Regions from separate parts of the Homo sapiens genome. Here region 1 is linked to region 2. A link is an interaction called in ENCODE POLR2A ChIA-PET data of the cell type or tissue named here. Cell type or tissue: OCI-LY7. All regions are shown on one strand.

The links. Peaks named below come from ENCODE experiments on the same cell type or tissue, not always from the same donor. Only the 100,000 strongest peaks of a DNase experiment are listed, where the experiment ranks them.
Region 1: POLR2A ChIA-PET joins it to region 2 with 12 read pairs; 2 of 35 experiments call an interaction of 5 or more read pairs at or near these places.

Annotation. Positions count from the first base shown.
Region 1 is chr9:90,054,523-90,062,522 of GRCh38, forward strand. No RefSeq gene overlaps it. Among named protein-coding and RNA genes, the nearest start is that of MIR4290HG, 17 kb to the left of the region's middle. RefSeq lists enhancers at 5,710-6,909, 7,715-8,000. In OCI-LY7, no CTCF peak of the experiment used is centred here; no DNase peak of the experiment used is centred here.
Region 2 is chr9:91,707,759-91,715,758 of GRCh38, forward strand. No RefSeq gene overlaps it. Among named protein-coding and RNA genes, the nearest start is that of MIR3910-2, 75 kb to the left of the region's middle. RefSeq lists a silencer at 6,869-6,918. In OCI-LY7, no CTCF peak of the experiment used is centred here; DNase peaks (open chromatin) are centred at 4,453 and 6,653; H3K4me3 peaks cover 1,252 bases; H3K27ac peaks cover 1,327 bases.

The sequences.
Region 1 (8,000 bases), 1.7 Mb before region 2:
ATATCATGGACTGAATAGCCAGGATCCAGAACTCAGCCTCTTCACTTTCCTTCACACTTCTGTGATTCTTGTTTTTTAATTGAGGGGCTAAGGTTTCACACATCCAACATCTCTTTTCTCCAATGTCCTGCTTTCTTGCCCCTGCATGGCAGTTCTCATCTCCCCTTCCTCTAAGACCCAACCTCCCACTATCCTGTTCTCCACTGCAGCCTTCTCCTGAAGGATGTACATTCCACTCCATTTGATGACCAGGACAATATAGAAGTGTTGGAGCCCCTGTTCTACTGTCTTTCACCCTCATGTGAGGCTTAGGGTAGAGCCAGCTCCCAGTTCATACCAGGTTAATGTCTAATGGGTGCAGACCACAGGCCAGGACTGTGCTAAAGGCTACACTTGGCTTATTGCCCTCAGTCCTCAAAACAGCCCTGTGCAGTAGGCATTGTAGTTGACCTTGTCTTACAGGTGGGGAGAATGAGCCACAGAGAAAATAAATAATTTCTGGGAAATCATCCAACAAGCAAATGGTATTGCTGGGATTTTGAGTCCATCCTGCCACCAGCTTCCAGGCAATGACAGCTCTTTCCAAAAGTAACTATGTGGCCCATGGTCCTATCTGTCCTCCTTAGAAAGACTGCTCTGCCAGGAATCATGTTGAACCAGCTGGGGAATTCTCTTTACTTTTCTCCTCTTCTCTGTTCTGAAAAATGCAAAATTGACAGATATTCTGTGAGTCTTAGAGATGCTTTCCAGAAGGAGGGTGGGTTAATCAGACATTAGGCCTAGGCACAAGGTAGGAATACGTCTCAGAACCTGCAGGAGACAGTGACCCAGCATGGGGCAGAAGCCTTCTCACTGGGGCAGGACAGGTTATAGGGATGGGCTCCAGGGACTCTGTCAGAGGCCAGCCCAGGACCCTCAGCCAGGAGCTCCAAGGTACGTGGGAGGTCATAGCTGGGAGACCCTGTCAGGTGGCCCTGGAGGAAGACATGGAAAGTTGGGAAGCTGATATGGTTTGGCTGTGTCGTCACCCAAATCTCATCTTGAATTGTAGCTCCCATAATTCCCACATGTTGTGGGAGGGACCTGGTGGGAGATAACTGTATCATGGGGACAGTTTCCACCACACTGTTCTCGTGGTAGTGAATACATCTCACAAGATCTGATGGTTTTATAAGGGGTTTCCCCTTTTGCTTGGTTCTCATTTCTCTCTTTGCCTGCCACCATGTAAGATGTGATTTTGTTCTCCCCTCACCTTCCGCCATGATTGTGAGGCCTCCCCAGTCATGTGGAGCTGTGAGTCCATCAGATCTCTTTTTCTTTATAAATTACCCAGTCTCAGGTACGTCTTTATCAGCAGCGTGAAACAGACTAATACAGAAGCTCTGAAAATGCAGCCAACCCAGGCAGCCTGCCTCGGCGCTAGAGGGCAACTATAAGCTTTCCGGGCTCTATTCTACTAAGAATAAAATCCAGCATCAGGAACCTCAACCCTGAGGCTCTAATTCATCCCTGGCCACTAGGTCCTCCCTCCTTGTCTCAGCCACCTTGGCCTTGCTCTTGGAATATACCATGGCTCCCCTACCCCTATCAATCCTTTGCACCTGCTGCTCCTTATATCTCAGGCTTCCCATGCCCCTTCCCTCAGGTGTTGGCCCAAGTAACTCCTAGTCAATTTTGAGGCTCAGCATAAACATCAGATCTTCAGAAAATCTTTCCATCATGCCTTCCTACAACACTGTTACTTGCTTGTCCTGTTCTCATCCAGTAATTCTGTATATTCCCATTAAAGCACCCTTTCAACATGTACTGCTTCTCCCACTGCTGAAGACAGAGACTCTCTCCACTATGTCTATGCCTGGGATGCTGGTCAGCAATGGATGATGGACAGGGGACAGCAAGAGCTAGGACCTCAGCTAGCCTTCAACCTGGGCCACTTGGAGAGTGGGAACATTGTGCTGGCAACTCAAGAAGAAATGTGGTAGACAAGTGAGGTTGGTCATGGAGTAAAACAATTGAGGTGAGACACCCTGAGCCCCTTCCTCACCTGTGTTGCTTACTAATGATGTGAGCTTTGACAAATAACTTAATCCCCTCCTACCGCAGAGGTTTCGTTTCCCCACTTCTGCTTAGGGGTCTTCCGAGGGAGGACTTCTTGAGATGCTGGGTGTCTCACTTAGTGAGATGCCTGGTACTGGACAGGGTTTGTTTTCTCTCCCTCTTGTGTTCTCCCCCTATTAATACTAAATGTGTTGAAGCTCTGGGTATCTGGAGAGTCTAATGGAATTGGTTCCCACACCATCCTGGTGGTCTCCACGGATGCTGGAGTGGGAGGAGGAGAATGGGCTGTACCCACCCACAGGCTGTCTTTGACATGTCCTGGGGGACCTTACAGGTAGGGTGGCAGATATGTGAATTCCAGATAGATAAGGCATAATGTCTTTGTATAGGTGTGTTCCACGCAAAATTCCAATATGCACTGCTTGACTTACAATGGTGTCACTTCCTGATAAACCCATCATAAGTTGAAAATATCATAAGTGGAAAGTGCATTCAATATACCTACCTTACCGGCCTTCCTAGCTTAGCCTGGCCAACCTTAAACGTTCTCAGAACACTTACATTAGCCTACCATGGGCAGTCACCTAACACAAAGGCTATATGATAATAAAGTGTTGGTATCTCATGTAACTTATTGAATACTAAGCTGAAAGTGAAAAATAGAATGTTTGTATGAGTACTCAAAGAATGTTTTCTATGGAATGCCATGTCGTTTTCGCACCACCTAAAGTCTAAAAATCTTAAGTGGAGGCTTCACAAGGCAGGGACATCTGTGTTTGATGAGGCAACCCTCCCCAGAGGCACACGGAACGGCTTTCTCCACTCTCAGGAGACCAGCATTTACTCTTCCATGCAAGGAAGGCCAACACAGTGTCTCTGGTCCCAGTCCACCAGCAGACTGCTGATGGGACAGTCTCCACTGCACACAAACCCTGCTGCTCTCTTCTCTGCTCCAGAGGTTCCTATGTTGCCATTAACCTCTTGGGCACAGGAGTTTAACTCTCCATGTCAGTCCATTTCTCCTTCCAGACCAGGGCCTCAGGGGTCTCCAAATCCCCCCCCAGTGGGATTTTATTTTATAACAGGACAAGTAACCTGGAGATAAACCACCCTTTCCCCAGCAGGCTGCAGTGGGTGACTATGGTTGTCTTACTTTTGTTTCAGTCTTCATCTCCCCCGTCTCGTGTCAGACAGGGTCATTAATGAAACACCTGTGAATGCACACACACACTCTTGAATGCACACACATGCACACATACACATGCATGCAGACACACACCCCAGACTCCACTTTTAATTCTGAGCTCAACAGTCATTAGAAGCCCTAGGCCCACTCACAAAATCAGAGCCATAGTTGGGCACCAGGACAGGCCCTGGGCAGCAGGAATGGTCTATTGGAGTGGGTGTTGCTGTTATTGTGACTAAACTCCAATCACTTAGAAACAAAGTTTGGCTGGGTGACACTGAACAGAAGCCCAGGCCTTAGGATAGTGTATTAGGCCATTCTTGCATTGCTACAAAGAAATATCTGAGACTGGGTAATTTATAAGAAAAGAGGTTTAATTGGCTTATGGTTCTGCAGGCTGCACTGGAAGCGTAGCACAGGCATCGCTTCTTGGGAGACCTCAGGGACCTTTTACTCATGGCAGAAGGCAAAGTGAGAGCTTGCGCATCACATCAGGAAGGCAGGAACAAGAGGGAGTGGGGAGAGGCCACACGCTTTTAAATGATCAGATCTTTTGAGAACTCACTATCAGGAGCTCAGTACCAAGCCATAAGAGATCCAACCCCATGACTCACACACCTCCTACCAGGCCCCACCTCCAGCACTGGGGATTACAATTCAACATCAGATTTGGGTGGGACATCCAAACCATATCAGATGGTGCAAGGCTCCTTTAAGAGTGGTTCCAAAGTCATGGATGAGGAGAATCACGAGAAGAAATGCCAACATAAACAGCACCCAGCTCCTTCTGGGAGGTTATGAGTCATGACGTCCTATTCTGTTTGTTTGCTTGTTTGTTTGTTTGAGTCCCACAGTGGATTTTTATTATCTGAGAGTTTGGGAGAAACTGCTCCAGGGCTGAGGGCCTAGACAGTCCATGATGGTGGTCATGATGAGGGCCGGCTCCCATCCTGGAATCTGCACTTCATCCCCAGAGTGAAGGTGGCAGAGAGTGGCTGCAGGGACCATGGCTATGATCTGCCCAGGGGTGGGGTTCAGGCCCACGACCAGCCTGGATTTCCAGCCGCAGCTATCAGGGGTTCCACATTGGGTCCCAGGAACTGAGGGACATGAGGGCAGCCCGGGTTAGCCCAGAGAGGTCATCCCGACCTCCACCTCCTCCCATTCCTCCCTCTAAAAAAATAAAAACAGTGAGTGGAATGAAATAAACAACAACAACAAAAAACAGTGACAAAATCTGTCCCATCCACATAGCCCCTCCTGATTTGTTGGCGGAGAGGGCTGCATGGATCTCTGATACGCTAGCAGATGGCTTTACATAGCACACAGCAAACAGTGGTTCCAGCTCCCTAGGCCAGGCCAGGGGCATGTAGCCTGCAACGGGCTGAACTGAGTTCCCCAAAAATGTAGGTTCAAGTCCTAACTCCCAGTACCTGTGAATGTGACTTGACTTAGAAACGGGGTCTTCATAGATGTAACCAAGTTAAGATGAAGTCATACTGGATTACAGCAGGCTCTGCCTCCAATGATGGGTGTCTTTGCAAGGAGAGACTTGAAGACTCAGACACGCGGGAGGCGATGGCCATGTGAAGATAGGCAGAGAGGGGATGATGCTGACACAGGGAGCGTGGAGGGGCTGGGAGAGGCAGGGAAGGGTCCTCCCCAGAGCCTTCAGGGGAGCATGGTCCTGCTGACATCTTGACTGCAGACATCTGGCTTCCAGAGTATGACAGAGTGCATTTCGGTGAAGTCGCCCAGTTTGTGGTAAGGTGCTACAGCAGTCACAGGAAGCAAATGCATGGCCTGATGAAGCCAAGCGGTAATAACCAACCGGTAAATGAGGTCCATTATCCGGCTGACCCAGAAAACGTAGGACTAAAATGGGCAAATCTGATAGCAGGCACCTGGGAACTAAGCTTTGATTTAGACACATTATATCAGGCAGGATCTGACCCACAAGCCAGGCAGGAGGCTGCAGCGACCATCTGGGTCTTATGGCAGAACACTCCTCTGGGTTCAGGAAACAGAGTCCTCTATAGTACTGGTCCCGTGTGGCTTTGCTGGAGCCAGGGATCAGGCAATGTCTCGGGTTGCTTAAGGCTGGAGCCACTGGGGGATTATAGGAGCCCACTAGGAGAGGGTCTCGGGTGGGGAGGGGGATGTTCTTTCCGTCAAGTGCTATGGAAGCCTTCAAGCAATGCATTGGAGTGGGGAGGAGCACAGGTTCCCTGGGGCAGCTCTGGGAATGAGGACATTGCACAATTAGAAACAAGGCAGAGAGTGAGGCCAGCCACCTTGAAAAGCTGCTTGGAGGATGATATTTTAAAAATCAATATTCAGAGCTATCTGTTTTATATTCTGAAGGACATACACTGATTTAACATGGTTAATCTAGAAAAGGGCCTTTGAATCGTCTTTCCTTATAAAAAGGTGTTCTGTCTTTTGTTCACTCAGGGTTTCGTGCCCTGCATTTTAGTTGGTAGATATTGGTGGTCAGTGGCCCGTGCTCGAAGAATGTGGATCACAGAACTCCTTTGGATGCCTTCTCCTTGGTGTTTTACCAGGACCCATACCTGAGCAAGGATCATATATGATGCACAGTGAAGACAGAGTCCCTTCCTGCCCAGGCAGGAGATCCCTCGCACCACCAGAAAGGAGCAAAGAGGATGAGCTGTACTTGCCCAGCGTGACACGATGCTTACCTTGAACAGAGCTTCAGGAGGTGGCCGATCTAGATGAAGTGAATGACAGTCTCTGGTCCCATCCAGGCATGGATCCACGTGGAGAAAACCCCCAGTGCTGTGTGCCATGGGTGGGGTCAGGGCTGTTTGCCAGTGTCACTAACCTGACCGCTGTGTGAGTTGGGTTCACATTCCACTCTGGGAGTCTTAAGGTGAGCAACAGCCTATAAATCCACATTCCATACCTGCCTGTCGAGGTCCATATCACCCACATTTTTGCAAGCGCTCTTTTCCAACTCTTCTCTGAAATGTAGTACCCTAAATTCATGGGAACTTTTGATCCAGGTCCTGCAGTAAAGATTAAAAAAAAAAAGTTAATCCCTGTGTTTATAGAGATTATCTGTTCTGCTCTATTTTCCAAACTGGTAAAAATTGTCAGATCTATTTATAAATACTGGAGTAAAATTAGTTACTGGCTAATTCAGGAGGAGCTTTTAACATTATTTAAATAGTAGGTGAAGATTTTGAGGCCAGATTAAAGAAATAAAAAGACTTTTAGTTTAAAACATCACCCCCCCCCGCTTGTTTGTCTTTATAGTAAACATGTGTTTGTAGCTACCAGCTCTATAACTTCCAGTTGTGTGAACACAAGTAAATTGTACTTGAACTTTTTAAGCCTTCATTTCTTCATAATTAAGTTGTGAAGAATAATAATAACCAAACATGGCTGTGGTAAGAAAAAATATCAGATGGCATTATCACTGCTCTAGAAACCCAAGTTCCTTACTTCAAAAATATATTTATCATCAAATCTCAAAAATAGTCTCTTCTTTTTTTTTTTTTTTCATGAGTGAAAGATTTGTTTCATCTGTTATGGCAAGTAATATTCAGACTTCTGTCTGTGAACAGCAGCTTGTCAGCTTGCACAAAGACCTGAGTCACAGGCTGCATGTGCTTGCTGGGGTCTGGATGGCTCTGCCATGCCTGTTTTATTGACAGCTCTCGCTGTAAGGCACCATTACTGTCCTGGTCATGGGAGTTCCAAGTAGCTTACCTTCTCAGTGCTGCATCCAATGTTGCCAAGTGCAGTGGCCACTCTATTAAAACATTCTTAGACTTCTCTTTTCTTCTTTATTTTCACAATCTGGATGCTCATCCATTCATGAGTTTAGTTACTTTCTATTTGATATTTTTCTTGATTCTATTTCCCCTTGAGTCCATTTTATGCATTGTTACATATGCAATTTATTATATATTTTATAAGAATTATTAAATATATGCATATTTTAAATATTATGCAATATCTTAAGTCATCTCTTTAAAATGTTATGATCATGGCTCTTCCTGTTGCCCTTCAGCTTGGTATTCTGGTAGACATGGCCAGTCTGGCCAGCCCTCTGCCTTCATTACACCAGCCTTGTATCAGTCTGCAGTGCTTTTGGCTCACATGTCAGAGAAGCTTGGAACTAACTGCTTTCAGTAAGAGGGCAGCTTGCTATGTCGTAGAACTTGGAGTCTGGAATGAGAAGGTACACATTTCTTTTTGGAATTCAACAATGGATTGAAGGTCCTTGGCTCCACCTTCTATCATTGTCTGCCTTAGCTGGCCACCACAAGAGTGGCTGCATAGCTCTTAGCAAGCAGCTGACAGTTCCTGCCACCTACCTCTTCCCTATCCTGCACTCACTGTCATCTTTCTCAGACAGGCCTTTTGCGCTTTTACTTGGCATAGAATCATCTCTCTACCTTTCTAGGCCACATACTCCTTCAAGTCCAAATCATTGTCTCTGCTAAGCCTTCCTGTATTCATTATAGTCTCTTATTTTCTGTAGTCTTAATGCTCTGGATTCAGGGGTCCTGCTGACTGTGGAGAGAATTTCTAGAGTCAGCTAAGAGGTAGCAAACACTTCCCAAGAGTGTGCCTTTCTCATGCAAAAGAACCAATCCAGAGCCCAATCTTGCTCATACACTCTAGCCAATCTTCTTCTGCCTTAATTACCTGAAGACCAGGGACCAGACAACTCAAGGCAAAGCCTGTACCTGAAACACATTGAAATTATTCAAACCAGATGATC
Region 2 (8,000 bases):
GAGGAAAGAATGGGGGTGGATTGCAGAGGAGAACAGAGTTAAGAGTTGAGGAAGCTCTAAGGGCTCTGAAAGCCAGTGTCACAGCAGTGTGGACAGGAGGATGGGGGTTGGGGATCTTTCCTGTTTGTGAATATAAATTGTGCTTGCTTTTTATTGTTTTTAAATAAGATAGTAGTTAAGCTCTAACTTTTCCTTAGAATGCAGCTTTAGCTGTATTCCATAATTGTATTCTTCTTTCATTAATTTCTAGATACCTTGACATTTGATTTTGATTTTTTCTTTGATCCAGGGTTTACCTAGAAAAGTGTTCAAGTAGTTATTATTATATATTTTTTTTGAGATAACGTCTTGCTCTGTCGCCCATGCTGGAGTGCAGTGGTGCGATCTCAGTTCACTGCAACTTCCACCTCCCTGGTTCAAGCAATTCTCCTGCCTCAGCCTCCCGAGTAGCTGGAATTACAGGTGTGTGCCACCACACCTGGCTAATTTTTGTATATTTAGGAGAGATAGGGTTTTGCCACGTTGACTAGGCTGGTCTTGAACTCCTGGCCTCAGGTGATCCACCTGCTTCAACCTCCCAAAGTGCTGGGATTGCAGGCGTGAGCCACCGCACCTGACTGGAAGTAGTTATTTTTCTGGTCATATTAAGATTTACGGGCCAGGCATTGTGGCTTGTGCCTGTAATCCCAGCACTTTGGGAGGCCAAGGTGGGAGGATCACCTGAGGCCAGGAGTTCAAGACCAGCCTGGCCAACATGGTGAAACCCTGTCTCTAATAAAAATACAAAAAAAATTAGCCAGAGGTGGTGGTGGTGCATGCCTGTAATCCCAGCTACTGGGGAGGCTGAGGCATGAGAATTCCTTGAACCCGGGAGGCAGAGGTTGCAGTGAGCAGAGATCATGCCACTGCACTCCAGCCTGGGTGACAGGGCAAGACCCTGTCTCAACAACAACAACAAAAAGATTTATGGAATTATGGTCAGCAAAAACAGTTTGTAAAGTTTCTACTTTGGGGATTTTAATAAGGCTTACTTCGTTGTTAAGTACATGATTGATTATTAAAAATGTGCTATAAGAAAAACTTGATACTATGTGTATGAACCAAGGTTATCAGTCTGCCTAATTAGACCAAGCTGAGGGATTGTGTCCTTCAGAACGAAATGTTTGCAGATATTTTTTCTGACTTGCTCTTTCAATTTCTGAAAGCTGCATTTAATGTTCCCACAGTGGCTATTCATCCTGGGAGCTGCTGCTCTACACATCTATCTGCCAAGCTTGGTGTGGACTAGTTGTGGCTTCCATGACTTTTCATGGCCTTTTATCAAAACATGGACCCCTTCATTATCTCTGAATATTTCTGACCTTACTATTTCTGATTAACTAACAGTAACCCACCTCTTGTTGTTGTTGTTTGTTGTTGTTGTTGTTGTTGTATTTTTAATCAATCTTTTTGGCCTCAGGCAAGTGACAAAAATTCTTCCTTGGCCAAACTCTAAACAGTCTCTTTTGAGCCCCTTCTCAACCAGGCCCCAATAAACTCTAACATAGTTTCTAATAGCTCACAGCTATATCCCTAGCACCCATAATGTGCCTGCCTAGGAAAACTCAAGGCTGCCAAAAGAATTTAGTTTATTCCAGCCAACACCTGAAGGTAGGGCCTTCAAGCAGGGTCTCCCAGCCTCTGTGGGCAGACAGGAGCCTAATCTTGATATGTGTCAGTTAGTTAGCAAATCCACATGGGTTTCACATGGACCAGAGCCGCCTTCCCAGCTCTCTGTAATTTTTTACTTCCCTGGCTCCACTGAGCCCCTACTCACCCACTCCCTAGTCCCTCATCCTCCCTTTAAAATGCCTGGTCACTTCTGTTCAGATTGATGCGTTCATGCTGGATTTTCTCCTATTACCAATAGTTACTAATTGAGGCCGGGTGCGGTGGCTCATGCCTGTAATCCCAGCACTCTGGGAGGCCGAGGCAGGTGGATCACCTGAGGTCAGGTGTTTGAGACCAGCCTGGCCAACATGGTGAAACCCCGTCTCTACTAAAAATTCAAAAATTAGCTGGGTGTGGTGGCGTACACCTGTAATCCCAGCTACTTGGGAGGCTGAGGCTGGAGAATCCCTTGAACCTAGGAGGCGGAGGTTGCAGTGAGCCAAGATTGTGTCACTGCATTCCAGCCTGGCCTGGGCGACAGAGTAAGACTCTGTCTCGAAAAAAAAAAAAAAAAAAGTTACTGATTCTGATTGAAACGTGTCCTCACCACTCTAGTGTCTGGCTTTGGCAGATGGTCACCTGGCATTTGGCAGTGGAACTCACGGAAGGATTAACTTCTGACAGAGCACCAGCACCCAACATGCACCCCATTTCATCCCGTATCAGTATTGGTGTCCTACTTTTTAATCCAAATGAAAACTAATGCAGACATTTTTACTTGGTGTAAGAGAAGTCGCCTTCAAAAGTTCAATAATTTAACTTCATGGTAGGAGGGAAGTGCAGGAAAAGTGTTTTACTTTTCTTCTGCACATGTGAATTCATGCGCACGGTCACCAAGACCTGTGACCACAAAGCCTTGTGTGAGGGCTTTATTACTTGGCTGCACTTGAAGCCAAGTTAGGGGGAGAAAGGAGGGGCTTCCGGTGAAACACGAAACTTTGTTCCCCTGACTTCCATCTGTGGACATAGATTGTGAGAAGAAAATCAACTTGAGTTCGAGAAAAGCAAAACAGTATCAAAAAACAAATCAAAACAAAGGTAAATAAAGGTAAGACGCAGAGAACAAGAAAAGCAGATAGGATCACGCTGGCACCGCAAGAACACACAAAGATGGTAACTGCAACCATCGAGCCCACACTCGGCTAAGTCAGGTAAGGTGGCAGGTTAATGTTTGGTGCACAAGAATGTTCACTATGACATTAGAAGAGCAACAGTTTAGAAACAGCCTAAATGCTAAAAAATTTAGAGGTGGAGAATTTTATTTACCAGAAATTCACAATGAGGATTTTTAGAAAGAAAACCAGTGAACAAATAATTGCACTCCTTGGGGTAGAAGAGAAACTTGTGTGCGTGTGTCTGTGTGTGTGTGGTGTGTGGTGTGTGATGTGTGGGTGGTGTGTGTAGGGTTTGTCTGGTGTGTGTGTGTTGTGTGGTTTGTGTGTGTGTGGTATATGTGCTGTGTATGTGCATTTGTGTATATGATGTGTTTGGTTTGTGTGTGGAATGTATGTATATATGTATGTTTGTGTGATGTGTGTTTTTGTGTGAGGTGTGTATGGTGTGTATGTGTTTGTGTGTGGTGTGTGTGTGTGAGGTGTGTGTTTGGTGTTTGTGGAGTGTATGTATGTGATATGTGTGTGGAGTGTATGTGTATGGTGTGTGTGATGTGTGTAGTATGTGAGGTGTGTGTGTGGTGCATGTTTGCGGTGTGTGGTGTGTGATGTGTGTGGTGTATGTGTGTGGTATGTGAGGTGTGTGTGTGGTGTTTGTGGTATGTGTGAGGTTGTGTGAGGTGTGTGGTGTATGTGTGGATGGTGTGTGAGTTGTGTATGTGATGTGTGGTGTTTCTGGAGTGTTTGTGTGTGTGCACATGTGTGTGCTGTATGTGTGGTGTGTGTGTGTAATTTGTGTGCGAGGTGTGCAAGGTGTGTGTGTTATCTGTGATGTGTATGTGGCGTGTGTGATATGTGAGCGGTGTGTATGGTATGTGTGAAATGTGTGGTGTGTATATGTTATGTATGTGTCTCTGGTATATGAGGTGTGTGTGTGTAGTGTGTGTGTGGTGTGGGTTGATGTGGTGTGTATGTGTGTGGTGTGTGCAAGATGTGTGTGGTGTGTGTGGTGTGTGTGTATAAGTGTGCATGTGAATGTGTATATGGTGTGTGTGTGAATGTGTGTGGTGTTTGCAGAATACGTGTCTGTGTGTGGTGTATGTGTGTATGAGTCTGTATGGTGCTGAAGGTGTGTGTGGTGTGTAAGTGTGTGTGGTGTGTGTGGAATGTGTGTGGGGGTGTGGGTGTGTGCAGTGTGTATGAGTGTGTGGTGTGTGTGGTGTATGTGTGGTGTGTGTGTATGAGTGTGTGTGGTGTGTGTGGAACGTGTGTGTGGGTGTGGGTGTGTGTGGTGTATGTGTATGTGTGGTGTGTATGTGTATGGGTATGTGTGGAATATGTGTGGGTTGTGTGTGTGGTGTATGTGTATGGGTGTGTGTGTGGTATGTGTGGTGTCTGTGTGGAATGTGTGTGGTGTGTATGTGTATGGGTATGTGTGGAATGTGTGTGGGGTGTGTGTGTGGTGTATGTGTATGGGTGTGTGTGTGGTATGTGTGGTGTGTGTGAAATTGTGTGTGTGGTGTATGTGTATGAGTATCTGTGTATGTGTGTGGGGACAATTATTTATGGAGCACCTACGCTCTTCACCAGCAGTGAACACAAGAGAGGGGGAAACCCTGCTCTGGGGACGTCACCTCCCATGATGCCATTCGCAGTTGGGGACCAACTTCCTCCATTTGTGGCTTTCACTCTGAGAATGCCTCAACACGCAGGTTTCTCCACCGATTGGTATTTACACCCCCCACTTTAAACTGCTTTCCTGCCCTTTTTTCTGGCTGTGACTAGAATTATTTTTAGGGAAAAGAGAGAAGGATCTGGATGAATGAATTAATTAGAATTCATTTTCTAGTGGCATTTCTCCCAGTTCCTTCATTTCTGCTTGAAGGACAATTAAGGGTTCCGGTGTGGCTAATCATGTGGATTAAGAGTGGCTTCTTGTCTCCCATACAAATCCAAATGACTCACCACCAGTCATTTTTCCCGCTTTCTATGATCCTGAGATCCTAACTTCACTAACTGGGAAGTTACAGTTTTCAGAGATGCATTTTTTTTTTAAATAATGAGAGTGACTTTCTCAGTTTTATGTTACACTCTCTTGGCAAATAAGCTGCCTGTGCTGCTGTAGCCTGCACATTTTTGTTTGCAGTTAAAGAGGATGAAGAAGCCATCACCGGGTTCAGGTGCAGACACCTTTTTAGATGATTCTTAGTTACAGTGATTTTTAGAGGCACAGTTGATGACTAGTGGAAAGGCTTTCCGACCAGACTCTTTAAACTACCCACTCAGGCCAAGGAATCCCCCTCACCAGCTGCGTTTTCCTCAGGGAACTGAGCTTCCCAACCCTGTAGAATGTACTTCCCTTCCCTTCATGTGTCTGTTTGGTTCTCTGCCCCATCCCTGTGCCCAGAATAGCACCAGGCCTCCAGCAGACTGAGATCTCCATCTGTGGTCCAGGTTAATCTAATAATCTCACATCGGATCAGTTTGACCATCGGGATTTCTGTGGTCTAGTCTCTAATACCGCATGTCTGCATTTGGGATAGAGCATTTCACCCACAATTTAACCAAAAAATGCTGTTCCAAATAATCGTGTTGGCCACAGTATATTAAACACGCAGCTTTCCTAATAAGCACTTTAGTTTTCTTGCACATACAAGGAAGAGATTGGGTTTTTATATAGACTAGGTTATTTCAGCAAAAAAAAAAAAAAAAAATCCCGAAGGGATAATCAAGTTAATACAATTTGTTAAAAGGGAACACTACATGTGCAATGAGTTTGCATATTTATAGAACCCACATAATAAAGCCAGCTTTTACCAGATCACTTTCCCTTGTAAACATGGTCAATTGTATCTTGTAGGAAAGAAATGTAACAGTTATGTTAAACTAATGAAGTTCACATTGAAAACTATTTTAGGTAACTAGAAGTTTACTCTTACTGCATAATAACTAAAACTCGAAGAAAATTTACCTGAAATTAAAAAAGAAAAGCGTTGCTCGCTTTTATGGGACCACTTGCCTTAGAGAGGGAGCCCCCACAACACGTGAGTCTCCTCCCACCCCGTCCATGGACCTCCGTGCCAGCAGAGAGCAGCTCTTATATATGAATATGTGTAGTGTGTATGGAACGTGGTGTGTGTATAGTATATGTGTATATGAGTGTGTATCTGTGTGTGGGAACAATTATTTATGGAGCGCCTCTCTGTGCTGGGGACCAGCAGTGAACACAAGAGGGAGAAACCCTGCCTTAGGGACCTCACCTCCCACGATGCCACCTTCGCAGGTGGGGACTGACTTTCTCCATCTGTGGCTTTCACGTACCTCGACACACACATTTGTCCAGGGACTGGTATTTATGCTACCCCCCCCCCCCCTTCTTAAACTGAAGGACCTTTTTCTGGCTGTGAACTAAAATTACTTTTAGGGAAAAAAGAAAGAGAACCCTTGTGAACATGGTCAATTGTATTTTGTAGGAGAGAAACGTAACATTTATGTTAAGCGAATGAAGTTCACATTGAAAACTATTTTAGGTAACTAGAAGTTTACTCTTACTGCGTTATTAAAACTTGAAGAAAATTTACCTGAAATTATAAAAAAATTAAATTTTTGAAATTAAAAAATATTTTTTAAAAAATTAAACTTCAATTTTAAAGTTAAATTAAAATTTAAATATTTTTAATTTTAAAATTAAAAATTCAGAGCCCGCGAGCACAGCAGACAGGCACCAGCTCCCAAGCAAGAACAGCAGCGAATCAACATTTACTCCGAAAAAAAAAAAAAAAAAAACCCTTTCAGAACAGTTTGTGCTCCTGTTCAGCCCAGGAGACGTCGTTCCTGCTTTTACGCGGCGCCATGTCCTTCTTGGCGTACACTTGGCAAAACAGAATGAGAACTGTAGGTCGATAGAGAGACCTCCCTCCCTCTCGCCGGACCCCTCCCTCTCGCCGGACCCCTCCCTCTCGCCGGACCCCTCCCTCTCGCCGGACCCCTCCCTCTCGCCGGACCCAACTGGGTAGGGCGAGGAGCCAGGGGTGGGCGGGGAGGCGCCTGCGGGGAGGTCTGGAGCACGCCCGAGGCCAGGAGGAGGCGGAGCCGTAGCGAGCGTATGAAGGGAGGACCTGAGCTAAGGACCCGCGCCCGCCCGGGGGTTCCAGCATGCGGGGGAGTGGTCCCAGAGGAAGACAGGTCATTCCAGGGCCCCTAACCTTTTCTGCACCTTGGACCCATTTGGACTTGGGTCTCTTCTCAGGGTATAATTTCATAACACAAAAAATAAAACACAAACTTCAAAGATAACATCTAATATTAAAATTATCAAAATATTTAAAAAATAACATTGGGATGTGTTATCATTTGTGTGCTTCTGTATTAACTCAATAACAAGATTTTGCAGCGGGCCCAATAATGTGTGTTATTGTCAAGCAGTGATGAGCGAAATAGAATTTCTAGTATCGGCCACAACTGCAAAGTGACATGAAAATAACCAGTGTTTAGTGGCGACCAGCCACCCATAATAGCAATACGTCTCTGGGTTTTTTCCCTATGTGTATAATAAGGGAAATGCTACATCGCAGTTCTGAATGAAATGTAGGTTAGTGATTTTTTTTTTCCCAACCCAAGTTCCCAGGCAGAACTATGAGGGTCTTGGCAGAACCGTGGGGGTCTTGGGCTCTGCGACTGAGGAAAGATAGAGTCTTCAGGTGAAGGAAGAGCTCTGCCTCCAAAGAAAGAGTGCAGCCACTGGGAATCACAAGCTGCAGAGGAACGCAGGTACCAGATGTCCTGGTGTGCCCACGATGGAGGCGGCAGGCTTTCGCCCTTTATCTAATGCTATGAGCGTGGGCCTCATCAGCTGCCACAGCTGCGCTCTGGCTGAGGCATCACTCAGCAAATACTGCTTTCTCAGGAAGACCTATTCTGTTTTTTGTTTTTGTTTTTTGTTTTGTTTTGTTTTGTTTTTTACAGTATTTCCTGTTTAATAACCTGCCTCCAGAGAGTAGGGATGGTGTTCCCCAGCTTGTTCACCACTGAACCCAGCCTGTGCCCAAGAAGCATTTGTTGAATGGCTGTGTGGACAAATAAATAAATGAAGGGCATTTGATGAGAATTCATAAACTATTCATAGAACTTTCTCTGTGACTGCAATCCTTTCATCTAAGTAATGTTTTCCTCAGATAT